Linked DNA regions of Mus musculus: all the other regions are linked to region 7. The links are chromatin loops, found by intact Hi-C in ENCODE. Cell type or tissue: left cerebral cortex. All regions are shown on one strand.

Evidence for each region. Peaks named below come from ENCODE experiments on the same cell type or tissue, not always from the same donor. Only the 100,000 strongest peaks of a DNase experiment are listed, where the experiment ranks them.
Region 1: a loop joins it to region 7, with 3 times the contacts of the local background. A loop is called at or near these places in 3 of 42 quality-filtered maps.
Region 2: a loop joins it to region 7, with 2.2 times the contacts of the local background. A loop is called at or near these places in 2 of 42 quality-filtered maps.
Region 3: it touches region 7 in a loop (2.1-fold over the local background); 21 of 42 quality-filtered maps call a loop at or near these places.
Region 4: it touches region 7 in a loop (2.2-fold over the local background); 9 of 42 quality-filtered maps call a loop at or near these places.
Region 5: a loop joins it to region 7, with 2.2 times the contacts of the local background. A loop is called at or near these places in 8 of 42 quality-filtered maps.
Region 6: it touches region 7 in a loop (2.8-fold over the local background); 7 of 42 quality-filtered maps call a loop at or near these places.

Annotation. Positions count from the first base shown.
Region 1 is chr10:99,105,876-99,109,875 of GRCm38, reverse strand. It overlaps Poc1b (POC1 centriolar protein B), which reads right to left and starts at 2,794. Exons shown (of 12, transcript NM_027740.7): 1 at 2,653-2,794; 2 at 2,000-2,084. The coding sequence starts at 2,667. Galnt4 (polypeptide N-acetylgalactosaminyltransferase 4) reads right to left here and starts at 1,741. Exons shown (of 1, transcript NM_015737.4): 1 at 1-1,741. The coding sequence starts at 1,461. In left cerebral cortex, a CTCF peak has its summit at 1,787; DNase peaks (open chromatin) are centred at 1,767, 2,439, 2,824 and 3,046; H3K4me3 peaks cover 2,591 bases; H3K27ac peaks cover 1,926 bases.
Region 2 is chr10:99,362,119-99,366,118 of GRCm38, reverse strand. No RefSeq gene overlaps it. Among named protein-coding and RNA genes, the nearest start is that of Gm34921, 93 kb to the right of the region's middle. In left cerebral cortex, no CTCF peak of the experiment used is centred here; a DNase peak (open chromatin) is centred at 1,829.
Region 3 is chr10:99,200,439-99,204,438 of GRCm38, reverse strand. No RefSeq gene overlaps it. Among named protein-coding and RNA genes, the nearest start is that of Gm34574, 30 kb to the left of the region's middle. In left cerebral cortex, no CTCF peak of the experiment used is centred here; a DNase peak (open chromatin) is centred at 2,429; H3K4me3 peaks cover 656 bases; H3K27ac peaks cover 312 bases.
Region 4 is chr10:99,397,927-99,401,926 of GRCm38, reverse strand. No RefSeq gene overlaps it. Among named protein-coding and RNA genes, the nearest start is that of Gm34983, 60 kb to the left of the region's middle. In left cerebral cortex, no CTCF peak of the experiment used is centred here; a DNase peak (open chromatin) is centred at 1,657; H3K27ac peaks cover 1,659 bases.
Region 5 is chr10:99,530,650-99,534,649 of GRCm38, reverse strand. No RefSeq gene overlaps it. Among named protein-coding and RNA genes, the nearest start is that of Gm35035, 72 kb to the right of the region's middle. In left cerebral cortex, a CTCF peak has its summit at 1,613; DNase peaks (open chromatin) are centred at 353, 902 and 1,756.
Region 6 is chr10:99,614,271-99,618,270 of GRCm38, reverse strand. The region is part of intron 1 of Gm20110 (predicted gene, 20110); the gene reads right to left. Among named protein-coding and RNA genes, the nearest start is that of Gm20110, 7.1 kb to the right of the region's middle. In left cerebral cortex, a CTCF peak has its summit at 2,261 (motif pointing right); DNase peaks (open chromatin) are centred at 470, 2,288 and 2,745.
Region 7 is chr10:99,260,972-99,264,971 of GRCm38, reverse strand. It overlaps Dusp6 (dual specificity phosphatase 6), which reads right to left and starts at 1,741. Exons shown (of 3, transcript NM_026268.3): 1 at 881-1,741; 2 at 1-428. The coding sequence starts at 1,280. In left cerebral cortex, CTCF peaks have their summits at 1,910 and 3,117; DNase peaks (open chromatin) are centred at 1,820, 2,742, 3,181, 3,679 and 3 more places; H3K4me3 peaks cover 4,000 bases; H3K27ac peaks cover 3,855 bases.

The DNA of each region.
Region 1 (4,000 bases), 160 kb after region 7:
TTCAAAGAACTGATTGCCTCCTTGACCGTGGCATCCAAACAACGAAAGATTAGCCCCCGTAGGGTTGTTGTCGGGAGCGTTATAATCTAAGCACTCGGAAGAGATGCCCATGCTGCGGATGGCTCCGTGCCAGCCAGGTCTATCCTCGGGGACGTGTAAGTTAGAGAACACATTTTTCAGATACCAGTCGAAGCTCTTACATTTCAGCCGTTCCCTTAGTAACTTCCTTTCAGAAAGATCGCCATAGGCCTCTTTCCGAGCTGGGGGGTTTCGGTTATAGAAATGCTCTTTGTATTCATCCATCCACACTTCGGCCGCCCGCGCGGTATTCTGTAGGAAGTTGGGGCGAGCATAGGGCGCGCGCTTGGGAAACACGTGGCCCACGTGCGAGCATGGGTGGATCTCCAGCTTGCCGCCACACTGCCAAACCCTGAAAGACAACTCAAGGTTTTCGCCTCCCCAGACTTCCATGCCAGTGTCATAGGTGCCCAGGTACTGAAAATACTTCTTGCTGACAGCAAACAGTCCTCCTGCCATGGTGGGGGACCTGATGGGGTCAATTCTTGACGTTCGCCTGTCCCTTTCATGTTTGGGGACAGAATGCCACTGGAAGGTCAAACGCCAGTCAAACCCACCAATCATGGGCTCCCCGGTCTGCATGTAGAATTCGAAAGTGTTCCAGTCAATAGTGTCGATGACAGGACATACGATTGCGGTTTCGTCTCTACTGATCCTCTCCAAAAGTGGTTCCAACCAACCAGTGTTACACTCACAGTGACAATCCAGGAAAGTGAGGACATCCCCGGTGGCAAAAGTGGCCCCAATTAGACGGGCCCGGACCAGCCCCTCTCTCTTATTGGTTCTAATCAAGCGAACTCTCTCCAGGTTGCTGATGTAAGTTTCAAGTTGCGCCTTCAAATAAATTCTATCACTCAAGTCATCCACCAAGATGATCTCCTTTAAAAGCACAGCTGGAGAAGTTTCTAAAACACTGTGAATGGTCCGAAGCAGAGTGGACCAGGCTTCGTTATAGAAGGCGATGATAACGGAGGTGGTGGGGAGCGACCTGTAGTGGAACTTCTTGGCTTTACACTCATACATTCTTTTATCCTCTATGTGGCGGTGCAGGGAGATCCTGTCACTGAGGTAAATGTTGATGGCATATCTCTCAATAAGTTCTTCTTGCTGCTTCAGTTCCCCCTCGTTGAGCTGGAGTTTGCTTGCTCTCCCCCATTCCCCAAGAGCATGGGAATCTGCAGGGGGCTTTATATAAAGAGGCTGAGACAAATCCTCTTCCCTTGTATCAAGGTCCGGGAGCCGCCTTGGCCCCAGCTCCCTGGCACCGCCGGCTCCTGGAGAGGCATACAAAGTGGAGACTGAGAACTCCACCAGAATATAAGCCAGTGTTAAAAGGGCCAGCAGCAGGCAGCTCTTGCCTGCCCAGGTCCACCTCACGGCCATCCGGATCCTCACGGGTCGTGTGTAGACGCGGCCACCGAGCCAGCACGCGGGGAAAGCGCCGCGGATCCTGAAGCTGGAGTTCCCGGCTCAGGTAGGGGCGAACTTCCGAGAAGGTTCCTCCTTTCATGTAGGCGCTCGGCTCCTTTCCGACACCGGAGTTTCCCAGGGGTCACTTGAGACCCCCTCGCTCCCCGGCCTCTGGTGGTGCTCAACTGGTCGGTCCCCACTTCCTCCTGCTCGTCTCAGAACTTTTCACAAACTCTCCAGCCAATACTCCACCCTCCTCGGGCCGATCACAAACCCCTCCCCTTCCCACTCACTCCTCCTGGTGGTTAGTTCACGAAAGTTGTCTGTCAGGCCGGGACCAGTCGAGTCCTTACCCAGCAAAGACCCAGGGACCCAGAGTGGCCGGGTACATCCCATCGCGCCTGGCTCACTCAGGCAGGGATGGAAGAAAGGCTTTCTGCCAAGTGAGCTTTGGTTACTGTCAGAAAAGGAAAGAAGAAAGAAAGGAAAAACAAAAACAAAAACAACTTACCAATTTGTTTGCAGTTGGGGCTGAAGTCAGCGGAGGTGATGGCAGCTTTGTGACCTTTAAAAGAACGTTCCAGAATCGGATCCTCCTAGGATGGAAAGTTGTTAGGTTTGAAAGCAGGTGCAGAATTCCAGCTCTCGACATCAGACGTCAACGTTGCCTGTCCCCCGGGATCGAAGAGGAGGACCCCGCAGCATCAGCGGGCAGCGAGAGAGGCGTGGGCATTACAACCCGGCTGAGAGGCTCGGGCACTGCCCCAGCTTCCATCCGGAGGGGTCCCCACCATCGGGAGGAACCCCCAGCCCAGGCACCAGGGCGAGCCGCCGAGGGACCCGCCCACCGCACCGAGCTGCAGATGCTCGCCGAAGCCTCCCGCGCTCTTTAAACCTCCCTGGTGATTCTGACGCAGGCGCGCCGCGGGAACCCAGCCGGCGAGTCCCGGAGCCAGCTCCGCCTCAGCCCCGAGCGCCGGGATCTCTCCGGGAGCAGCGCTCACCGCTCAACCCGGGCACGGCGTCCCGCTCCGGGGAGGTGAGCGAGCTGCGGAGCTCCGGGTCTCGGGGCTACCTCCCAGGCCTGCCAGACTCGGCGTGGTTCCCCTCCTCCCGGTCCCGCCGCCCAAGGATGATCGGCTCCGGTAGCGGCGGGGACCTTACCAGGCCGGAGGCCATGCGGGGAGCGGACGGCGCCCGGGGCCTTGGGGGACCAGGGAGGGGTGGGGACGAGGGGGGACCGTGCGGCGCCCGGAACCGTCAGACTGGAGTGCGGGCGCTTCCCGGTCACTACAACAACGGCGGCCCAATCAAAGCCCGCGCTCCAGGCGTGGCCAGACGAGCCCCGAGACGCCGCGCGCGCGCGCGCTGCCGACAGCCGAGAGCCTGGCGGGAGCGCGCCGCGGGGGGTCCGCCGCGCGCGCACACAGCGAGCCCCGCGAGCTTCGGAGGTAGCGGACTACCGGGTTGTTGTCGGGAAGCGGGTTGGGACTTGGAGAGAGAGAGAGATGTGATCGGTGGTGGCGAAGCGGAGGAGAGTCGGTGATCGATGCAATCAGGATTCTATTACACCTTAAAGAGAACGGCGCCCAACTCGGCTACTCCGGAGAGGGGAGCTTGGGTGCACAAGCTAGACAGTAACAGGACGTTGAGCGGGACTAAGTTCCTTGTGTTCAATTACTGGTTTTGCACGTACTATAGATACAAATGCTGGCAGCACATGATGGGTAATATTTTATTCACATGTTCACCCTGTTTTTCTTTATTCAATAGTATTCTATTATCTATTTGATTTATTCTGTTCTCAACCGCTTGTTTGCATATGCCTTATTAAACTCACACACACACCTGAAGTGGTCGGAAGACTTGGAAACTTTAAAGTTTCTAGACCACGTGGTTACAATAACGGTCCCCACTTTAGACTTTTTTTTTTCCCCACACATACTATCATTTGTGCTTCAGCAACAGGGTTTCAAAGCTAGAGAATGTTGTCGGTGGCAGTTTGTACATGGAAGGCCACATTTTGATGCTTCTTCATACCCCTCGACAACAAACAACAGCATTAAACCCTGCCCCGGAGCATAAAAGACTCAGCTGAAAATTACATACGGAACACAACTTCTTGGCAGTGGAATGTCGTGATAAACTGGTAAGGTACATGTTGTGTGTAAATAAAAAGTGTAGTAATTACAGGTTCCCTCGCTGTATTTGCGTTTAGTCTTAACCACTATATAGCAATTATGTAAGTGCAATACCGTATTAGTTTGACACATGGGTGGATGTTAAATATCTGTTATATGTTTGACACCAAGGGCTAAACTTTGTTATAAACAAAACAAACCCCTGAATGCCAACATAGTTCCCTCCCCTCAAGAACTTGGCACTGGGATGTAGCTCAGTTGGAGAGTGCCTAATGAACTAAACCCTTGCTTGTATTCCCAGCGCCCTCATCAACACAACCTGGCATCAGTAACTATAGCCCTGGGGAGGTGGAGGCAGGAGGATCAGAGGC
Region 2 (4,000 bases), 100 kb before region 7:
TCAAGAGGAATCAAGTTTGTATGTTTGTATTATTCGACATCAATTTTCCACATTCCCCCATAAGAAAATCTCTGGAAACACTCTCATAGACACACCCAGAATTGTACTTTACCAGTTCCCTGGGCATTAGTCACTGTAGTCAAGCTGGCCCAGGATTGGCCATCTCACTGTTTCTAGGAACACCAATAGCTACTCTTCTGTAGCTGAAGCAAGTGGGAAGGGTTTCGGACAGGACGTAGGAACAGATGTTCCTATTTGTAGGAGAGAGTTCCATTGTCTTCTTGAATTTAGTCCCCCTTATTTTATCATTATTATCTAAAATGATGTCTCAAGAATTACCCAAGCCAGACAGTGGAGGCACATGCCTTTAATCCCAGCACTTGGGAGGCAGAGGCAAGTGGATTTGTGAGTTTGAGGCCAGGCTGGCCTACAGAGTGAGTTCCAGGACAGCCAGGGCTATATAGAGAAACCCTGTCTAAAAAACAAACAAACAAACAAACAAAACAACAACAATAATAATAGAATTACCCAGCCCAAATATACTCCTGTAACCCTGAATCCTTCCCAATTAAAAGCAATTATAGAATATGAGTATAATTTGATATCGTTTTAAAGGAAAATGACCCCTTCCTTATTCCTTTTTGTGGTGGACTGATTATGCTTGGCTCAGGTAGTGGCACTATTAGGAGGTGTGGCCTTTTTGGAATAGGTGTGGCCTTATTAAAGGGTTGTGCCAGGAAACGTTCAAGAACCCCCAAAAGACCACCAAAGAGCCGATTCCGATGTAATCACATTAGCGTCTCTTAATTTAAGCTCCAGCTTCAGCTCCCCACCAACCCTGACACAGGAGGAAGGTGGAGCAGCCTGGAACCCTCAGCAGGACAAGGTTTCGTAGGGAACAGAAGTTAAGTGAGAGGGTAGCCAGTCTGGCAGTTATCTAATAGAATAACTACTGTAAGCCGACAGGTGGGTGCTCTGAAGCAAGACTGTATACAATCACAAACGGCCCGAAAGCACATCTGAAACAACCAGACTAATCTCTGATTTACTGTTGCTAGGAAGTAGCTATGGAGTAACTCAGGCCAAGGACAAGCCGTGGGGTTCTTCCTGGTACTTGGGTATAGCTTGGGTTTAGCTGTGGGTCAAGTTCTTACACCTTTTTTTTTTTTTAAAGATGGGGGCCAGTTCCAAGATGGAGTAGGCTTGGCCTCTCAAAAGGAAGTGTGGGGGTGGGCAAGAGATCCTCCAAACCACATGGGAGTCAGTCTTCTCTTGTCTGCCTTCAGAACAAGATGTAGAACTCTCAGCTCCTACAGTGTCATGTCTGTCTGCCTGGACACTGCCATCCTTCCTTCTATGATTTCATTGGCCTGAACCTCTGAACCTATAAGCCAGTCCCAATTAAACGTCCTTTATAAGAGTTGCTTTGGTCACAGTTGCTTTGCGTCAGAGCCATGGAAATCCTAACTAAGATACTTTTATTCACCCAGATCCTTGGAATAGGAAAGTGATACCTGCAACGCTAACAGGGGACACAGCAATAAAAGGCACATCCACAAAATGGTACAGGAGAAGGTTAGAAGCATCTGCACCTCAAATACAAGGAGCGGAGGCCCACCATGTCAGCTCTGGCTTGCCAGCAGCTGGGCTTTCCACGGAGGCAGAAAGAAGACTCCTAAATTAAGAAACGGTTAGTCCTATCCCCCTTAAAGCGTAGCACTAGCATCTGAGTGGGGCGTCAAGTGGCAACCATACACAACCAACAGCCAGCCAGCCATCTGGAGCCCTATGCTTTATACTCAAACTAGCTCCTGCTATACTTCCCCACACTGAGCTAGCCTTTGTACCTAGGTCACATGTTACAACAATAGAGAAGGTTGGCTCTTGCCCTTCTTAGTAAAGACTTGTGAAAGAGAAGCTACAGGTATAGCTAAGAACATTCAGAAATGGCAGTGGACACAATCTGCCCAGGGTTTGCAGCCCACGTTCTTGGAGCAGTGTATTACATCTGGAGACTTTTAAGGATGGAAAAAAAAAAACTGCTCATTTTTCCCTGTTCTCACACTGAGCTCTTTATAGAGAGAATCCATAGACTTAGCAAGGGAAAAATTCCACTTCTAGCTTCTGTCTTAACGATTTATACAGAGAACGGGCTTGGATAAAGCCATTTCTGTGAGATGGTCCTATCCAAGCCTGTTCTATGCATATCAGAAGGGTAGTTTCGTGGGTTGAACTGTGCCCATCCTCATTCATGACCATACCTGTGATAAATACTGTTGGTTGTCAATGTGGTAGGATGGAGAGTTCTAGGAGTCATACCAACAGGGCTTCTGTGTGATGCTGTCCTGTGGACTCAGGTCCTGGGCTGTGTCATAAGAGAAAGTGGGTAAGACATCCCATTCTTTTTTCCAAATGCAGACGCAATGGGACCAACTCCCTTGCACTCCTGCCGTCATGATATCTATAGTCATACATCATGCATTCAAACTACAAGCCCCTCCTTCCTAAAATAAACTCTTCCTTCCTTAGGTTGCTTTTGCTAGGTGTTTCACCATGGCACTGAGAAGGGTAGCTAACACGATGCTACAACCTCTGTATCTCAGGAAGGGACTGGATTTGGAATTCCTATTTTTAAAAGATGCATTAAATTCAAATGGGGCCGCAGTATAGACCTTCATCCAATATGACTGGTGTTAAAGGAGAAGGAACCAAGTCACAGGCAAACAGAGTGAAGACAATTTGAACCCACAGGAAGAGATTGGTTTCTACAAGCCAAGAAGCAAGGGCTCAGGAGAAAATCTGCAGGCACCTTAATCTTAAGTGTCTAAAAAAAAAAAAAGAAAAGAAGAGAAAAGAAGAGAAAAGAAGAGAAAAGAAAAGAAAAGAAGAGAAGAGAAGAGAAGAGAAGAGAAGAGAAGAGAAGAGAAGAGAAGAGAAAAGAAAAGAAAAGAAAAGAAAAGAAAAGAAAAGAAAAGAAAAGAAAAGAAAAGAAAAGAAAAGAAAAGAAAAGAAGGACGGAATGGAAATAAATCCCCACTGTCTAAGCAGCCCAGTCGACTGATCTTTAATAAGAAAGCTAACACAGTGAGGCAGAATAGCAAGCCCAGCTCAAGGATCACGGATCAGGAAGGGAAAATCAAAGCCTAAAAACGAGAGAGAGAGAGAGAGAGAGAGAGAGAGAGAGAGAGAGAGAGAGAGAGAGAGAGAGAGAGAGAGAGAGAGGGAGGCAGACTGCCATTGCCTTATATACTCAGAGGCACTAACCAGAAACAAATATACCACATTTATTTTAATACATTATTAATTTGGGGCAAGAACTGAATCCACAAGCCAAGCCTGTGTCCAGTCAAGCCCTAAGGCAACCCCTGGAACCCAAATCTTCCACCTGCCCAAAAGAGGCTGAGAAAGCAGGCACTTGCCCAGGACCTGTTTTCGATGTAACCAGAACTGCTAATGCAAGGAGACAGCTCCTCCTTGAAGGTAACACCAACAGCTTCCAGATGCTGACCAGGAGAGTCTCTCCTCTCCTGGGACCAGAGGTCTTCCTTAATTCTGCTCCAACAGGATTTGGGGACCGCCAGAGCCTAGTGACTGGACAGTCTTGGCCTCGCCTCTTTTTCCAAAGGAGAATTTCCCTGTCAGTTATTATGTTGCCACTGCACTGAAGCATGCCGAATACTCAGCTGCCCAAATTAGAGTCCTACCTCAGGCTCTCCTGAAACCCAGAGTGGCCAGCATCATAGAAGCAGACAAGAGGTAGACTTCTTGAAGGGAGGATATGAACCCCACCTGCATATTCCTCTCATTTTTCCTTAGAGCTAGAGCTCTGCCTATCAGTACAAAGGTTCACCAAAAAGATGGGAACTTAGAACTGGGCATCATGCTACACCCTTATAATAATACCCTTGATAATAGAGGCAGGAGAATTGGGAGTTCAAGACCAGCCTCAATACAGAGTAAGTTCCAGGCTAACCTGAGACACCTATGTTAAAAAATAATA
Region 3 (4,000 bases), 61 kb after region 7:
GGTGTAGGAATAAACAGTACAGCCCTCCGGCTCTATCCCGGGGCTTGGACAGGCTTCAGTGAAATTCTATAGCGAAGGCCCAGCCGCTTCCCTGACTGTCTCTTTGTTCTACTAACTTTTTATCTCTGAAAAGCAAAGGGATTTCCTCCAGGGATTAAGGAGAGGAAACAACCTGAGGTAGGATAGTGTTTCATTAGAACTAATTCAGGCAAAAGTATCCTGAAGCCATCTCAGCAAAAAAAGTCCTTCGTCCCAACCTTGGACTGCTCCCTGAAATCCAACATCCAGCCGGAGAAACACGCCTCGCCCAGGGAGCTCTCCCCTTCTCCTGTCTCCCCAGCCGGAGGATCCTGGGCAAACAGAATAAGGCGGAAGAGCGTCTCATCAGAAAACACGCCTTCCCGCCTCCTCCTCCCCCCCTCAGTATTTTTTAATTTCAAAACTTTTAACAGGTACTACTTTGTGGACACGAAATTATTTTTCGAAATAGTTTTAAAAGCAGTAGACGGGTTTGGTTTGAAGTAAAGAGACAGAGGGGGAGGTCTCCCCCCACCCAATCCGCCTGCCTCCTTCTCTTCCTCTCTTCCCCTCCCTTTCCTCAGCTCCTGTTCCGGATTAATCTTTTTTCGTGGCAGCTCAGATACAACCGGACGAAGAACTGGAGAGCGGGTGTGCTGGCCGAGGTTTCTGGCCTCTGTTCTCCTTTTTTATCGCAAGCCTGAAGTCTGCAGGATTAAGTGTGACAATACAGGATGAGACCCGGGGTTAAAGAGGGCTAGTGCGTTAGCTCAGCGGTAGAAGGCTCGCCTAGCAAGCGCAGGGGTCTGAGTTCCAAGAGGTGGGGGGTGGGGGTGGGGGGTGGGGGTGGCAGTGCAATGGCAGCCTGGCTCACGCATCTTCTGCCTCCCCTAAGAGTAGATGAAAAGCATACATTTTAGCCAGGACTAAAACACTAACATTTTACAGTTCAATTTGTCACCACCCACTTGGAAATCTTCAGTGATAACTGTCATGGCCGGTCTCTAAGGCCACCACATTTCAAATATTTCGGGAAGTGAAACAAGTGCTTTCTCTTCTGATCAATGACTAATCTCATTTTCAAAAAGTTAGTTACTCTGCTCTTCTTAGGCCCTCTTCCTCAGGTATGGCTACTCTAAAATTTTAGAGAGGTACTTGGTCCCGTCTAATTTGATTGAAAATACTTCGATTTACTACAACTTAAGTTTCCTTTCTCACATTTCTTGTATTGTTAAACATTAAAGGAAGAAACAAAACCACTTGACTACTCACGCCGAGAATCCATGGTGCATAGAATATTAACTAACTTTATATCGGTGGTCCCGAACACAAAAGTAGCCAATCTTTATCTCCTTTGATAAAAAGCCAAATCAGCTTACACAGAAACAGCTTTGCATAGTTTCATATCACAAATATCAACTGAACTCTACTTTCTAAAGATATTGGCAGTCTTAGTTTTGGTATGAATTATATATATTATACATATATATATATATATTCTATTCATGATTTTTATTCACGTACTCTTGTTTTTGAAACTTACTTTCTCAGTGATCATTTCTTTTATTGCCTCGTTCTGGAATGCACTTTCATTTGTAAAAAGTTTCAAGTTGGGAGTTGCTTTTGGAAACAGAGCTTACTATGCAGCTCTGGCTAGCCTCTAAATCAGAGATCTGGCTGCTCCTGCCTTTTGAGTGCTGGGCTACCACACAGGCGACGATGTCTGTTTCTAACAGGAACATGTTTGACATTTGACTCCAAGGAAAACACAAACCATCCTCCCTTATAATACGTGCACGCACACTATCCCTCTCTGTCCCTACTGTGACCTCTGCTTCATGACAAACTATTGACCTATTTTCCTAGCAAGCCCAGGCTGCCGGCTGCCATTGTTACCTGGTTGAGTCATAGCTGGAGACAGCCAGGCAATCACACTATGTTCCTAGAGTTCAATGTTCAACCCTCTGCTGTGTGAAATCTAAAACCCGTGCCCGCTACCAAAGCATAAGCCGTTTGGGAACAATATATATATATATATATATATATATATATATATATATATATATATATATATATATACCACGTGGTGCTGGTATGCCATCACTTCAGAACAACATCTAGTTTCTGTTTTATTATTAAATTTGCTCATGGGCTAATTATGATTAATTTGACTCAAATCACCAAGTACTCTGATGACCTTATCCTTTTGGTAGTTAAGAGACTTCTAGAGACAGATGGTTATCTTCCAGTTCCCTTGCATGTGTGAAATTCCTCCCACCCAGCAAAGAAATGTGAGGTAAGGATCCCGGCTGGCTTATCTTTATAGAGAGAGAAAAAAAAATTGGAGGAAATACTATTTGTTTTGCAAATAGCCAAAGGGCTGGGAAGAAGAGGTGCAGGCAAATCTTTTTCTTAATGACACTCACTTGATTCACATTCCAGTTCCCTCCTCCACTTCCTGTGCTTGCCAAGCCTTTAGTTATAATCAAGGCATTAGCATTCTCAGGCCAGTTCCTCAGGAGTTATTCAATGGCTGGCCTTAGGCCAGCACCCTAAGGTTTTCTTTATATGAGATGCTAATTTCTTTTATGTACTTATTCTTTTTGTTGAACTTAAAAAAAATGAAACATTAATATAGTATTAACTATTATACTTTCACTCTCCACCTCTTTAATATTAGTCTGTGCCCCTTCCAGTGACAATGGAAATTATATTACTTGTGAAGGGAGCCCAGTGATAAGATGTATAAATAACGGCCCACAATTATTGAACAGTTTCTCTGTAACGGCTACTGTATAGACCATTTTGCAAACAACGTATATAATTATTTTCACCTTTCAGAAGCAAAGAAACTAAGATTTGTGGATATTTCTCTACAGGTCAGACTAGTAGAGAATGGCCCAGGTTGAGTCTGGCTTCAAAGCCTCTAGACGATTACTGGGCTCAGTAATAGAACAAATACCAGGGTATGGTAATGACCACTCATTCTCAAATACACATACACTAAAAAAAAAATTACCCTGGCTGTGCCAGTTCACACATTCTACTTTTTACTGCATTGGGCTCTAAGAGAAGACCTGTGTTTTGAAAATGTCTCAAGTGAGAACACTCCTTTATTCAGCAACCCATCGCTGAGCTGTTCCTAGGAACCAAGTGGCAACGTTAAAGATGAAACTGTCTGCCTTCTGCGAATGTCAAACCAGAATGGAGAAGGCACAACTGTTAGCCACACTGCAACCTAGGTCAAGGGGCAAGGCCTGGAGAGAAATTAGACATAATCCATCTGGAAATGACATCACACTAATCTTTGGCTGAAAGAACTGAAAGGCCATTAGACTGAGGCAGTGCTGTTACCCTGCACATCTCTGAGAACAACTGGGAGAGAACCATACACCAGAGACTTAGCCAATCAGAACTTTAGCGGCAGATTTTTCTTTCTTTCTTTTTCCTTTTTTAGTGAGACAGTTTTTCTTCGTAGCCTGGCTGTCCTGGAATTTGCTCTGAACACCAGCCTGGCCTGGAACTTGCAGAGACCTACCTGCTTCTGCCTCTCGAGTGCTGGGATTACAGGCGTGTGCCACCATGGCCTAGTTCCCTGCTTCTAATAGCTGTGTTCTTGTGTGTGTTGCTGGGTGAGACTCAAACATTTTATAGTGTGGTGAGGCCTGGTTCCTGAGTTAGTGTCCACCCAAATAAATAATAGCAGGGGAATGAGCATATAGAGAATATGTATAATATACACTTGCATGAAAATGTCCTCTTATAATGTCATGAACAATAAGTATGCATAATAAAACTAAACAAAACAAAAACCAATAGCTGTTTAAGGGGATGGAAAAGCTAATTTGATTTGAGTATTCTATATTATACACATGCACTATCACTGTAAACTTCACAAATACATATAATTATCTGTTTATTAAAAAAAAAAGAAATACTGTTGCGCATGGGGTGGCATGTGCTTGTGATTCCAGGCCTCAGG
Region 4 (4,000 bases), 140 kb before region 7:
TTTGGTTTTGTTTTGGTTTTTTTTGTTGTTGAATGTGTTTGTTTGTTTGTTTGTTTGTTTATTGAGGCAGAGTTTCTCTGTGTATCCCTGACTGACCTGGAACTGACTCTGTAGCTCAGGCTGGCCTCGAACTCAGCGACCCACCTGCCTCTGCCTTCTGAGTGCTGGAACTAAAGGTGTGCTTCACCATGGCTCAGCCAGAAAACATTTCAATATCTACAAATGGTGCATGAATAGGAGAAAGGAAGTAATGTTCATTGCTGTAAAGGGGAGCATACTCCAAAAGTGACTCTGTGTGCCAGTGTCTTAATTCCTAAATTCTCATCAAAATATGAAATTTAATCAAATGTTAATGTAAAAAGTTCAACAGACTGGATAGATTAATAGACCTGAAATAAATTGGATGTTTTTTAAAAAAATACTCATTCACAAACCAAGCCAAATCTTCACAATGAATCCTATAACAATGTGGTTACATTCTTTTGAGAAATAGATACTTGCTACATTATATAAACAATTCCAGGATTCCAGGATGTACAGAAAGACCTAATCCTCCTGGCTTAATTTACAAAGCTAGTATAATCCTGACATTAAACACAGCACAATACACATACACACGCACACTCATGCACACACAGACAGACACAGAGAGAGAGAAGGGGTGGGGGGACAGAGGGAGAGCAAGCACTGGCATACTCAATTCAGTAAGAAGAACGAACATAAGCAGAATTTCTTGCCAGACTACAAGGCCTGTAATTCTCCAAAGTACATTGCTGCATTTATGCTTAAACTGGTTGATAAGAAATTGGTCAAGTCCATTCTTCTACTGGACATGTAACTTTTCTCAACTTGCTTTATATCAATAGTTTTGCTATAGAAACCATGTTGATTATTATATAATATGTATTATTAAATTATTTAAAATGAAGTGTTGAACAAAGCAACTACACAAGAGCCTACAGAAGAGACAATCAATCTCAGACACACATTTCTCAGGCGTTTTTCCCTTTGAGGCTATTGGTGACAATCCAAGAATACTTCTTAGCTTGTCCTCTATTTACTTTGTCCTGAGCTCAACAAGACAATGTCTGGTGTAAGACAAGGATAGGGTTAACTTGTCCTTCCAAGTCATTCATTCATTTCTCAACTACCCATCAAGCTGAGAGCTTGGTGCAAGTGAAACTCGGGCTGCCATCCAGGAAGGAGAACACACCTGTACCCCCTCGCTTTTCCTGGGGCCATGGCTTTGCTGGTACATTTGAACTCTAGCGTTCTCTGATTTCACTGTTCCACTCTAACTTGGAAATCTTTCCCAGTGGCCCTGGACCTGGATCTCTTCGATAACCAGTTTAATACATCATATACGTTCCCTCTGCCTTTGGCCTTCCATCCCCATTGAAAACCTTATTGCCGTTACACCTCACAGAAGGTAATAGGGAAATATTTTTAGGAAAAACACGACTAACACCTAAAAATTACAGAGATAGCAAACGGCATACATTTAAGGGAAAGTGAGCAGCAAGACGCCTACCGAGAGCCATAGTTTTGGGCACACTTTTAACTGATGGAATTCACACAGTTTCTGTAGGAAACTTGAGCGCTTGGCATCCCATCTTCAGAGAACACAGAACTGCAAAGCTTAGATGGAGCTCCTTTTCTAGAGTCCGGAAGCAGCTGAGTTTAATCCAAAGCCTGCACTGAGTCATCAGAACTACACTTTCTTCCATATGAAGCCAGCCAAATCATTTTTATTTTGAGCCTTGAAAGTGAGGTATGAATGTGAGAGAAACAAGATTTTTTTTTTCCTTTTGTGTTTTGTACCTCATTGTGAAATGAACATTCAGTGGTGTAGATTTCTTCCCACCATCAAGGCTAGAAGTTTAACAGAGATAAATCATCAGTTCATACCACCAACTTTAGGATCGTCGATGTCTAGTTATCTGCTTTACGGATTTTTTTTCCTAATTTAATATCTATTAAAAAATGTTTCCTTTTATATCATTGTCGTGATTGCTTTTATGAGCCATCTAAACCGAGCTAAGGATGCCCACATCACTGGTAAAATATCTCTGGGAATATGTTAGGATATTTTCAGATGAGTCTATCCTTTGAATCAGCAAAGGCTAAGCAAAATACATCCTCAACAGGGCAGGCCAGCATCATTCAGTCTACTGAAGGCCTTAATGGAACAAAAAGATACAGGAATGGTGAGTTCACTCTCTACTTGAGCTGAGACCCATCTTCTCCCTGCAGAGGGATCTGCCCTCCAGATTCTTAGGCTCAAGCTTGGACAGGCACTACCACCACTGGCCTTCTCTCTTCCCAAGCCCAAGCCTTTCAAATGAGACTGAGACTCACATCACTGGCATTGTAGTTGTTGGGCCTCTGGAATTGATAGCTTCTGTGGTTCTCCAGCTTACAGATGGTGGATAATAGAACTTCTTGCTTCTATAATCATATGAACTAAGACCTATAATAAATTATCACCGGTGTCAATGAATCCACCTATATCTATATGATTCCTATGGGTTGTATCTCACTGAAGAACCCTGACCAATACTCATCATACTTGATTTTAGGTCCTGTAATGAATAAGCCTAATTCATCTTTCTGGTCGTCTTTTCCTCCTAGGTACAGTTCCATCTGCTTTTCTCTTTTCTTTGGGAAATGCTTATACCTTACACCAGCACATACATCAGGGAGCCATCAATTATAGTAACCGATCCATATATCAGAGGCTGGACCCTCTGGGCAAACTAAAGATGGCACTTCAGGAAAAAGGGCCACCCCTCTCTGATACAAAGGCTTAAGATGCTAATCTGAAAGCATGCAAGAAGAGGTGACCTGGTGAAAAAGTCCTAGCTGCAAACATGTTACGAAGAATGAGGCTAGACAAGAAAGAGGCCTGACATCACTTGGGTCCCTGTGTCCAGTGGCCCTATGTAGAAGAATTTTAATCCAACAGCACGGCTGCTCTGGGACGGGATCAGGGATCACATCCAAACGCTTTCTGTGTCTGTGTGATCCGGCTGGAATGACACATCTTTAATCCCTCTGGCTGGAATACAGACACATCCTTAGTAAACACCTTTAATCACAAACAATCAAGGCAAACTTAGTTTGTGGAATAAGGCAGCTATTTTTGAAAGTGATATCTAATTGAGGGGGCAGACAAAGTGACAAATCAGAGAAAGATTTGACAAAATTAGTCAAAGACAGGATAGTCCCAACTCTCATGAGAAGAGACAGGAAAGACATGCTACTTACCAGAGCAGCTGAGAGAGAAAGGGATGGAGCGAGGTAAGTTGGGGGGCGGGGGGTGAGAAGTTTCTACTGGGACAATTTTACAGAGACAGGTTGTAGGTGAAGACAGAGTGAGCCAGAGAATAAAAAGGAGCCAGAAGATTAGATCAGATTGCCAGAGTTAGTTTGAGGCCAAGCAGAGCAATTTAGTCAGAAGCCAGCTTAAATCAATCAGCTTGGAGAAGAGTTTTAAGCCAAGATGGCTGACTTAAACCAGCCAGCCAGGGTTCAGAAAGAACTAGAAAGAATGGGCTTATTACAACAGTAAGACTCAGACAGGGACAACAATTATATCTGACGATGAAAAGTTGCTTTTAGAACTCTGCAGAGCCAGTTACATTCTCTACTACTCTTTTCTTTCACCTACACAGCTGCAAGTTGCATTTCTGTCACTTGCAATGAAAAGTCATAATTAATATGTTTCATAAAGAATGCCCCATTGAGCTAGTCCATTTTTCTTTTAATGAACAAAGCAGTCACAGAACTTTGACTTACAGTCTGTGCTCCCTGCAAACTATGATGGCACATGGCAGATGCACAGATCTTGTGGGAGTAACCAACCAATGTCTGTTTTGGTTTATGGCCCACTCCATGAGAAGGAGCCCATACCTAACACTGCTTGGGCAGCCAAGCACCTGATACTAGGTAGGCCCGAGACCTACTACAAACCTAAAACCGAATGCAACTGGCCTAAACA
Region 5 (4,000 bases), 270 kb before region 7:
CTCTCAAATGGATGACTGGAAGGCCAAGTCTATAAGGGAAGGCTAGATGGAGTGTAAACTAACTCTGCCAAGGACACTGTAGACAGGGAACCAGTAAGACCCCCCACCTCAAGAGGAAAAGATGTATTTATGGCTGAAAAGGAAGTGCACGGGAGACTTGGTTTGTTTACATTGTACATTTGTCTGCACTGGCCATTGTTTTAAAACTTCTTTCCTTCGGTAATTATTTCCCAGAACTTCCTATCGAGCCTTCCAGAATATTGAGATTTACGTCTGAAAAATCAGGACACAAGCAGGGAACATCTGTGGTGTTCAACTTACACAGTGAATGGCTTTTTCCCGGCTCTTACATCACCAGGGATGACAAGCCAACCCACGGAAAGGACGTAAAAGGCTCTAGGGAAAGCATACAAGAGAATTACCCAGATCTGTCATATTTAGTGACACCGGGGGGTGGTCACTTAATGGAAATACCAAAAGTGGACTATACTTAATTTTTCTCAGGTCACTGTCTCTCCCACATGGTGAATCCACAGAGGGAGTCAGTTCTTAAATGCAGGCAATACTTAGCTTTATGCATTCAGTATTTCATAATCCACACAAGTACTACCTAAATGTAATTTTAAATATCACTTCTATTTCCTTTTCCTCACATATAGGTAGCTTCCCTGGCACCTTTTTGCTGGAGAAAGTATGTCCCCCTTTCTCCCTCCAGCCCCACCATGAAAGGGAAAAGTCTATTTTCAAATACAAAGGGAGATACTTCCTACGGCATGAAAGTGAGCTAGATACTAAATGAAGCATCCCAACATCCACCCCTTCATGGGCTTGAAAGAAGAGTGCATTGTGCATTTAGTAAACGCAGCTGGAGGTAGAAAAGCCCTGGAGATATCCAGGAGAAGATGTCCGTGAATTCAGGCCAAGCCAAAGCTGGCTTCCTCAATCTTGTAGGCAGCAAGCCCACCCTTTCGGGAGTGCCTGAGACAAGAGTCTGCAGTGTTTCTCCAGCAAGGAAGCTTCCTGGAGGTCTCCGGTCTCAGCTCTGCACTCATGAGAATCACCAGAGCTCACTTGTCTGGCCTCCTCATCCTGTCAGAAAGAAGGCTGGGAATTCCCTTTTAATCTCAGCAGTTCTGTGTGGAAAAAGAAGAGGAGAAGAAAAAAGAAGTACAAGAAGATACAAAAGGCTATAGAACATATGCATTCACATATATATATATATGTATATATAACACATAGCTAATAACTAATATATAATAAATATCACATGTATATGTAGACATGTGAGAATCTGCTTATCTGTAGGGTAGGTATACTTTTGTATACCATAGGTATCTATGTATATGCATGCTGATTATTTATGTTGTGTAAATATATTATATTATATTATGTATAATTATAATATAAATTATATTGTATATAAATATTGTATTGTACTGTACAATGTATATAAATATAGCATATACACTATGTTATATATACAATGGTACCCTCCTTTTTTTCAATCCTCACTGATCCTGATTTCTCATTATCTCAGAGCCTATATAGTCAAAGGGCTCAAAGGAATTATAATCAAAAACAGAAAAGCAGATGCCCAGCAGGGTGAGCCATTGTCAAAACGTGATATCCAAGGCCAGGCTTAAAAGCTGGTTGGTCCATCCCAGGGTAAATGGGAGCCTGAGGGAAGAAAGGGTTTGGCAGAGCTTCCAGTAGCCTTCCATCTCCAAACACACAAGTTGAACAACCCACGCTGTTCTCGTATTCTTCCTCTAAATGGGAAGAAACACTTATGTTAAGACATCTGTTTTAGCTCCCAAATGCCCTCAGAACACCCTGAACAACCCAGGATCTGCCTGCTTAGGGGAAACAAGGTTGGGGGAGGGAATGCTTGGGACCATTTGGGTGGCAGGCTGTTCCTTCTGTGCTCAAGGGCACCTGCCTGGTCTTTGAAGTTTGGGAAACTTCATCCGTGACACATTGATTTCCATACACTTTGATTCATGGGGACATAAAGAGACAGGAAAAGATAAACTTCTCTCCCTAAAGGGAAAAAAGAAAAAGAGCCGAGAAAGAGGTTGCAAATGTGCGCGTTTGTCCATCATCATGATTAAACTCCTCCCCTAACCAGCAGAACAGGCTGTAAGGAGAACTGTAGGCCCCCTGGAGAAAGGAGAAATCTCTGCTTTATGACAATCACATTGCTAATACGGGTATGTTTGTGATGTGTAAGCCTCCTGAAAGGCCTGAAAAGGTTCCTTTCTAAAAAGCAAAACTCTGGCATTGCCTGTCTGAAAGCCAACATAACCAGCACACCGAAGCTTTTCTTCGTTGTTTTCAGCTTTTCTCACTGGTCTTCGTTGTTTTCTGTCTGAAAAGAACCCCACCAGCCTTTCCCCTCATGACTAGACTGTCTGATTGATGGGACTCGTGTTTAACTAAAGATGTGTCCCCACCCCCATACAAATTCCTGGTATTTCAGCAGTTTTAAATTAACAGTCTCCGGTGGAACTGCATGTTAACAGCTCAATACGACAAAGTGGAAGCCAGGCCTGGAAACTGAGAAGTTATTTGCGGAGGTGGTGCAGGTCTTTAATCCCAGTGCTTGGGGGGCAGAGGCAGTAGAATCTCTGAGTTTGAGGCCAGCTAAACAGAGAAACCCTATCTAGGAAAAGAAAACAACAAACAAAAACTAACAATAACAAAAAAAAACAAAAAAAAAAGGTGACTATGCAGTGAGAATGCTCAGAAAGGACTCTGATAAGCATTTGAGTGGCAGGCACACTTGTTTCTTCAATTCTTCAATTCTTCAATTGTTTCTTCAAGGCTGGTGACAGCAGTTATGTCAAGCTGCTGCCTGCCTTTTTTATGCAGAGTGGGTTTACTGCACACTCTTGGCTGATCTCCATCTATTACTAAACCACTGGTATTTTACTAGCTCCTTCAGAAGCCTTGAAGACCCATGGTTCTCTGTGTTCTCTCTCTTAACATATTTTGCCTCCTGGTCATGAGCACTAAATGAGTTATTACTCTGCCAATTTGGGTGTGTGTGGGCTTCTATTTTAGTGCTAGCCCCTAATAATGGCCACCAAGATAGAAACAATTACAAAAATCAATATTTTTTTCTGCAATTGACTCTGTCTCACCAAGTGAGAAGACAGAGAGACAGAAACACATAGACAGACATTACCAAGTGAGGGGAGAGACAGAGACAGAGAGACAGACAGATAGACAGAAACTTGGCTAATATCCAAGATAAACTAGAGTAGTCAAGACAAGAAATTCTCATTTCTTAATTCACTGAGCATATCCAATAAATCACTCCAAGTCTCTTGAGTATCACATATTGTTTTAAGCTGCTGCCCAACTGGATGCTTTTTGTAGTCTAGAAGCCTCAGGCTCAGCTGGAGTCTAGCTGTCCAAATAGATAAACCATAAAATTGCATCATCATGCTCAAAGAAGATTCCTAAATCAAATTTTCCACTCAGAATACACACTGGGTGAAAAATCTATCCAAAAAATGTCAGTGTAGTCATGAGAGATGTTTTTATTCAGAAGATATACACCCCATTAATCTGTATGTTCTTAAAGCGATATATTTTCTATCTGGCTATCTGATATAAAGAAATATAGTCTATCCAGTCACCATATATAAAGAATTCTCAAATTTGAAAGCTCTGATGTAAGATTCTTTCTGCTTAAGGATAGAATAGTCTCTTGAGGTAATCTCTGGAATGTGACACCTGATTGTCAAAAACCTGAAGAGTTACATAAAATTACCAATTTCCTCTCCAAATCCTTGGAGATTCTGATCCAATAGGACAGAGATCAGGGTCTAGGAATAATTATTTTTAAAAACGGTGAATCGTATGTGGGCAACCAAAAAAAAGCAGGTCAGGTTTCCGTGCGTTTCCTCCTTGATAGAATATAGAATCCCCTGGGACATGAACATCTAGACATTGAGAATTCTGATTGACATGGGATCAATTGAAGATCCTCGAT
Region 6 (4,000 bases), 350 kb before region 7:
ATAACCGAGAGAAACATGTGCACTGAGGACAACAGTCAAGGATTGTACCGGGCTGTGGTGGCGCATGCCTTTAATCCCAGCACACGAAAGGTGGAGGCAGGAGGGTCTCTGTAAGTTCAAGGTTAGCCTGGTCTACAGAGTGAGTTCTACGACAACCCTGGGCTACACAGAAATCCTATCTCGAAGGAGGAGGGGAGGGGGAGAAGGAGGAGGAGGAGAAAGAGGAGGAGGAGGAGGAGAAAGAGGAGGAGGAGGAGGAGGTGGTGGTGGAGGAGGAAGAGAAAAAAAGAAGAAAAGAAAAAAACAAGAGTGGATAGGCAGGATTGTAAGAACAAAAGATGAAATATCTTAGCTCTGTGAGACATGTATACTGTGGACAGCTTTGTGGGTTTATTATAGCTTGAATGTAATTGGCTCCATAGGCCTACGAGGAGTGGCACTGTTAGGAGGTGTTGCGTTGTTGGAGGAAGTGTGTCACTGTGGAGGCAGGCTTTGCCCGGTATGACACACAATCTCCTTCTACTGCCTTCAGATCAAGGTGTAGAAATCTCAGCTCCTCTAGCACCAGATCTGCCTGCATGCTGCCATGCTCCCAGCCATGATGATAATGGACTGATTCAATTAAATGGTTTCCTTTATAAGAGTTGCCTTGGTCACAGTGTCTTCTTCACAGCCATGAAACCTTAGCCAAGACAGGGTGCTAAGCAAAGTTCTCTAGGTTTCTGACTATGTCACAAAATGACCTCCTACACACATTACGTACCAAGAAAACTTGAACTCAAGGAATTCCATCAAAACTACACCATTTATATTTGTTAAACCCATACTTACTTTTTAATATATGTAGCTCTGTATATTTTTGCATGTGTTCCTGTGTATTTTACATGTAAATGTGTAAAAACAACTTTTAAAATTTAGAAAGATAAAAGGCCAGTGATTTATGATCTTAACTAGCAAATGCCATTCTATTTTAGCTTACATTATCTGAAATGCTTCATCTCCTATATCATTCGCTCACGTTGTCATCTATAAGCTTGAAGTCCATTACACTCTTGTCTGATATCAGAAATGGAGTCTTTATCTGGTCTCCTTGACACTAAATCACAATTCATATAGGTAGAAGTTAATTATTTTACTCACTCAACAAATATTTATGGAATATGGGTAACCTTGCATATTCCTGATGTCCACATGGATAGACCGAAACAAACGAGGATTATGTTTCTGTTCTCCGTTCGTTTTGTTTTTGTTTTCTAGGACTAATTGTTCTGGAACTCCCTAGAGAGCCCAGACTAGTCTCAAATTTTAATGAATCCTCTGCTTCTGCCTCCTGATCGCTGGGACTGCAGGCATGCATTGCCACAGCCAACCTTCGAACATTATTGTATTTATTCAAATATTATTGTATTCAAATATTATTGCTTTTGTACTGAGCACACATAAAGAGACTTTCTCTTTTTTCTTTTTGTCTTTTTGAGACAGGGTTTCTCTGTGTAGCCCTGGCTGTCCTGGAACTCACTCTGTAGACCAGGCTGGCCTCGAATTCAGAAATCTGCCTGCCTCTGCCTCCCAAGTGCTGGGATTAAAGGTGTGCGCCACCACTGCCCGGCTGAGACTTTTTCTTTATTGCATTAGGACAACTATTTACATAGCATTTGTACATATTAAGTATTATAAATTACTTGAGAGTGATTTTAAGCATGATGGAGGATTACACAGGTTAATATGCAAATACTATGCCATTTTATATAAAAAGAACAACATAATGGTAGATTGGCCCTGGAACCAATACCCTGGGACACAGAGGGATTATTCTAATGCCATTGGGCCTGTGTGACAAACTGGATACAACATTAAAATACGAAGACCTCAAAAAGTTCCCAGAGAGGCATACGGAGCCCCATAGAGAGGAGGAAAGCATACATTTTAACTTATTATTTACCTTTAAGGTTTAAACACATTTCTCAGAATCAATGGTTTGTTAGTGTTCTTGAACAACAGATGACAGTGATCCTTAACAATGAATCAACACTAATACTGTATGAACTGCATCGGTAAGATTTAGAGACGATTTTGTTACACCTCCAAACATTATCCTCCTACCCTCATAAACCCCGGGGTAGATGAAAGAAATCCCTTTACTATAAATCTCAAGGGAGCTGCCGGGGTTAGTTAGTAGTGGATGTCAGTTTAAATCCTGAATTTCTTTCTGAGCAAGTGTGTGCTGCAGCAGCAGGGTAGGCCACTAGGTGGCAGAGTAGAGACACGTCTGGAGACCAGTAATAACAAGGCACCCAGCAGATGGCGTTCCATCATCTGCCATGAATAGGCTGGGTTCATAGACAATGGACTCAGCTAAGTCAGTTTGGGTACCACTCTTCTGCTCGTTCACGTTGCCTACAGTTAGTTATATTTTGCAGCTTCATCATCTGATTTTTTTAAAAAAAAACTCATTTTTCTACTGCAAACATATATTCATATCCATTAAACCAGACCATGCTTTTCCATGTTAGCAGGATTCAGTAGAACTTGGGGGAAAGAGGGGAACAAGCTCTCACTAGGTTTGAGTGGAGATGAAGAAAAGAAGGTAGGTGGATAGAGGTCTGTCGGGGGGAAAAGAGCTTTCTGCATACTTTGCATGTATAAGGAAAACAGGCCAGTGGTATATGTGTGTGCATCTGTGTATGCACGTGTAATTGCTTGCCTGTATTGGCACATGTGTACTGAGGGTAATCTGTTCTGGAGAGCAAACTTGTTCACGATCGTAATCATATAAGGAAGAATTCGCATTGGAAAACGTTTAGGAATTATGCAAAGGGAAATACACGAAAGCCCAAACTTCTAAGATGTTACATATGCGTTGGCAAATAGGGACATAGAAAAAACCACCAGGTACTGAGAAGCATGTAGAATTTTTTACTAGCACAGCAGCCTGAGAGGCTGAGGTGCACAGATGGCTTGCTCCTGCACCTTCCTGCAGAAGTCCTCCTTCCCCCTAGGGTCTTTCCCTGAGAAGAAGGCTTACTTCTGCCATTTGCCTCTACACTGCCCCTTGGAAGCCTTGATCCTCCTACCCCCTTGCATCAAATGTAGGGGTTCATTCCATCTCCTTAGCCACTCCAAGAGGACTCAAGGAGTCGAGAGTGACAGCCTGAGTAAGACAAATAAAAGCTCCTCAGCTTCGGTGGCTCCAGGGCCAGCACTCTCCTAGATAACCAGGTGCAGCTGGTGCCTATCCTTGAAGAAAAGAGATTAGGGTCCCCACGCTTAAATCATAGAAAAGAGGTAATCAGTGGTCACAGACATTTATGGCCAGCCATAAAACTAGTTCCTGATAGCCCCACAAAAGATACTCTTTAGTCCCCCTCCCAGCCTTGCACTTCTGCCCTACTAAATGGTATCATGTCTGAGTTAAGACTCACCTAACCGGCTTCCCCTCCCCTTCACCCTTAGCTTTCAAAGACTTTCTAACTCTTCAAGTGTTAAAGCACCCGAGCTAAATAAAAGGACCCTTTTGCAAATTGCAGTGGACTTCGAAATTCTCGAGTTCTTCTGGTTTTCCCACAGAAAGAGGGCATAACAAGAGGACCTAGTGACATTTAAGCAGATGAGGCATTCTCATAACCTTCTGTCCAGAGAGCTCCTTCCTGAGTGCATGCCCACAGCTCCTCACAAAGTACAGACATGAAAAGAAGGCAGTGTGACTTATAGCTCCCAGCAGCAGGATGATGGTTCACCACTGGGAAGGCAGGTGGGTAAGACTGGAATTTTTACAATATCATGCACATAACATGCAAATAGCCAAACAGCTCTCAAGGCACTTCATTGGAGCATTGTTGATGGAAGCTCTTCATGGAGGCAAAAGAGCAGGCATCTGTATAGCTAGGGTAATGTACAGGACTCTAGAAAGGACTGATGTCTGACTCAGGAGAAAGGGCTGATAGCGAGCTAGGACTCAGGTTTGAAAGCTGCATGCAAGCTCTGGCACTGGCCCTTCTGA
Region 7 (4,000 bases):
AATGGCCTCAGGGAAAAACTGGGACAGGTTTTGGCTCCAGTGATCCGAGATAGGAATTTGCTTGTATTTGAACTCGCCCGCATTCTCAAACAGATTGGGCAAATTGGGGGTGACATTCAAGATGTACTTGATGCCAAACTCTTCCAACACGTCCAAGTTGGTCGAGTCCTTGGCACAGCCCAGGTAAAGGAAGGGCAAAATCTCCACCGGGAAGGAAGGCTGGCTGTTGGACAGCGGGCTGCCATCAGAGTCCGTTGCACTATTGGGGTCTCGGTCAAGGTCAGACTCAATGTCCGAGGAAGAGTCCGAGCTGATCCGCAGGCCCCCGAGCCCCAGCACTGGCAAAGGCGGGGAACTGCTGCTGCACGAGCCGTCTAGATTGGTCTCGCAGTGCAGGGCGAACTCGGCCTGGAACTTACTGAAGCCACCTGCCAGAAACAAGAAAAGCAATCTTGTAACCGGAGAAGCTGTAGTAATTTACAGCTAGTGAGAAGCACAAAGAACACTATGGACAGGCACCCTAGGAACCCCCGGCAGTGGTAGAAGCACGCTTCAATGCGCACCTTTAGGAACACTACCCGCTGCTTACCCTGGGAACACTTATTCTCCTGAATCTGGAAATGCACAAGATTACTTTTCTTAATATTTCGAGGAGCTGCGAGGTGCCAAGCTGCACCCTGAACTACGTTTCCAGCTCTTGTGAACCTTAATCCTACACCTACCCAAAGAAAGGTGCCTGATTAACCCTTGAAGGAGAAGCTACCACGGTGGCCCAGCTAGCTCCCCTAAGCGCAATGCAAGCGGCGATCGCTACCTCGCTAACATTTTCCCCAGCCTGCAGTCCCAGCCCGGAGCCCTGCACCCGGGGCGCACAACATACCTTCCAGGTAGAACGCCCGGCAGCCCTCGTCTTTGAGTTTCTTGAGCAGCAGCCCGAGGACCGACTCTCCACCAGTGTTCTCATTCCAGTCGCTGCTATTCTCGTCGTACAGCACCACGGTGTCGGTGCCGCAGCGCCTGGTAAAGCGGTCCCGGTCCTCGCAGCGCGTGAAGAGCGCACGCACGGGCAGGTTGCCCTTCTGCAGACGCCGCAGCATGATGCCGGGGATGGCCACATTAATGGCAGATTCGATGTGTGACGACTCGTACAGCTCCTGTGGTCGGCAGTCCATCAGCAGAAGCCGTTCGTTGCCCAGCTCCAGCTGCTCGTTGAGCCACGACACCGTCTTGCAGATCGCCATTTCCGACGCGAAGGGCACGGGTCTGAGCGTATCTATCATGGGGGTCGAGCTGCAGGAGAAGGCGGGGTGCCTAGCAGACGCCCCTCGAGGCAGGCATAGGCCGAGCACGCTGCGCGAAGCTCCCGCTCTCGGAGCGGGGTTTGATTCCGCCTCGCCTTTCCCAAGCCGAGGCTAGCGGTTAGGGAAAGCGACACAGAAGTCAAGTCGGTGGTCCCTCTGCACCAGATCACTCTCCGAGTCAATGAATCTCTCTCTCTGAATGAAGGTGCCCAGTTTTGTTCCTACCCAGTGAATGAAATCCAATTAATTCGGACTCCGTGCCACTGAGAGGAGAAAAAGGGAAAAGAAAAAAAGTCTAGCGGCTCTTAATCCTTCCCTCTGAGGCTGCACCTCGGATCCAACCCGGTGTTTCTCGCCGGATTATTCAAGACTGGGTTTGCTCACAGTCCCTAGGACTCCGCGAGAGCACACCCCCTGTGCGAGGCAGCTCCTCAATGGATACAAACAGCCAGCGTCTCAATGGATACATTCTCTCGGTCAGCCAATGAGCGCGCTGCGGAAGGGGCTGTTGCCGTGGGGACGGGCCGGCTGGAACAGGTTGTGTTGATGAATTGTTAATGAGTTTGTCATTCACAAAAACGGAAAGGAATTTCCGCTCCGGATAAGCCCCAGTGCAAACAAGCTGCAACTGCGGGCTCGGCGGGAGGAAGGAGAAAGAAGAGGAGGCGGCGGTGGAGGAGGAGCAGGGCACATAAACCAGGGCACTAAAGTTGTCTCGTGTTTCCTTCTGTTTAGAGTTCACACTTCGCGTCTAACTCTTGCGCACCAGTAGTGCAATTAGCAAGCACAAAAGCCCTTATTCGCGACGCTTACAATCTTAAGTTAGCCTTAATAAAACTTGAGGGGTTTTCCCCCTTTTTAATTCTCTTTAACGCTAGATCCAAGCCCGCCATAGCGCCGCCCCTGCTCCCCCACCCCCAACCCGGTCCTCCTTTAGATCGTGTGTGGCATTTGTTTGGCTCTTTTAAAAGTCTAGTTCTGTTTGTTCTAATGTCCTTTTAGGCGAGGCTGTGTTGGGACTGGTGGACTGCCTGGGCTTTAGCGACCCAACGAAGTGTTAAATGCTAATCCAACATCTCTAGAAACAAACTAGTGTTTTGTTGAAACATTTTAAAGCAACTAAGCAAACAAGCGTTTGGTTGTCCAGAAAACCAGAAGCGCCCCAACCCCGGGCTTTCTCAACTTTCTTGGCGGCAGCGGAGGGGGGGGGGCGGGTGGTGTAAGCACCCAAAACCTTGTCAGCTATCCCTGCACTTTTCTTCTGCTCCGGTGAAGTGGGGGCATTCTGAGCCATTGTTCCGGAGATCTTGCTCCCCACCACCATCACCGGTCACCCATCGAGCCTGGGGAGTCGAGCTCCTTTAACGATCTGGAGCCAAGAGCAGAGTTTGGTTTCTAAGAGGAACCGGTCTGGCAAGGCAGCCTAGGTTAGGTGCCTGGGACGACAGGCCTCACCAACGTTTCCTGCACCCCGGAGACCTGCAAGCCTGCGGGAACTCAAGCGTAAACAGTGGCGGTTGTGGACAGAGGCCGGTCCCCTATCCTTTCTAGGCTGCAGCGGTCCCCGGGCCCCGCAAGGAGCACGCTAGCAGCTCCAAACGCGCTTGCGCGCTGCGCTTTGGCCGCAGCATTGCTGCTCTGGGGGATGGGGGGGGGGGGGCAGGACACGCGACGACCCCGTGATCGCTTGTAAGGCCGTCGCGGAACCGTCGCCTAGTGAGAGACCTGGAGCGGAAAAGGAGCCAGAGGTGTCCCTGTCTGGACCCCATGGTTCCAGAGTTAGGGTTGGGAAGTCTCATGGGCACCACCCGCAGGCAACTCAGGACGGAGGCGGCACCGGAGCCGGATGGAGGCGTGGCCGGCGGGGGCCGCGACGGCGACAAGAGCGCATCCCCGGCGCGCTCGGTTCTATTGTTATATAAAAGTGCAGAGGCCGCCCCTCCCGGACGGAAAACCACCTGTGTGCGGCGACGGCGGGCCCTGCGGAAGGCGCGCGTCCCGATCCGGTCAGCCCCTCGGGTCCCAGGGAAAGGAGCTGGGCTTTGTCCGGCCGCGACCGGGAGGCGGAAGCGCCGGCTGCGGCCCTTCCCGAATCCGGGGCGCGGAGGGCGTCTAAGGTCACGGGATCTCCCCAGCCCAGCGCCTCGCAGCCGGGTCCTACCTACTGTCGCCCGCAAAGCAATTTGCATTTTTAATCACCCGCCTCTTCCGGGGTTTGGGAAATGTGGGCTAAAACAGGGCGACTTGGAGGTCCAAGTAGCCAATTTTGGAGCCCTCCCGCAGGCAGGCGCCCCAGAAGGAGCGTTTTGATGAAAATGGGGGTTGCCTCCAACCTCTCTCCGCGCCTTTTTTGGGCAGCACTGGGAACAAAACGCCCATATTTCATTGGCTAGCTTCCAACTCCCGCTGGGGTAGGCCTGTGCTGCAGCTGACGCCCCCAGATCCTTCCCCATCTGTTACAGGTTTTCCCACCCTGAGACATTTCAGTCTGTGGGACCAATGGTTAGGAGGAGGGAAGTGGGGTGCTCCGCGGAAACGTGAAGGACAAGCCTCAACCTCCAAACAGAAGAGGGAAGCAGGTTGGGTTTTTCTTTACCAAAATTTGAAGTGAAGCACCAGACAGTTGGGAGGTTGATAATAATATCTTTGCACACTGGTGGAGAGCTCTAAGCATTTGTACCTATGTTTCTGAGTCTGAA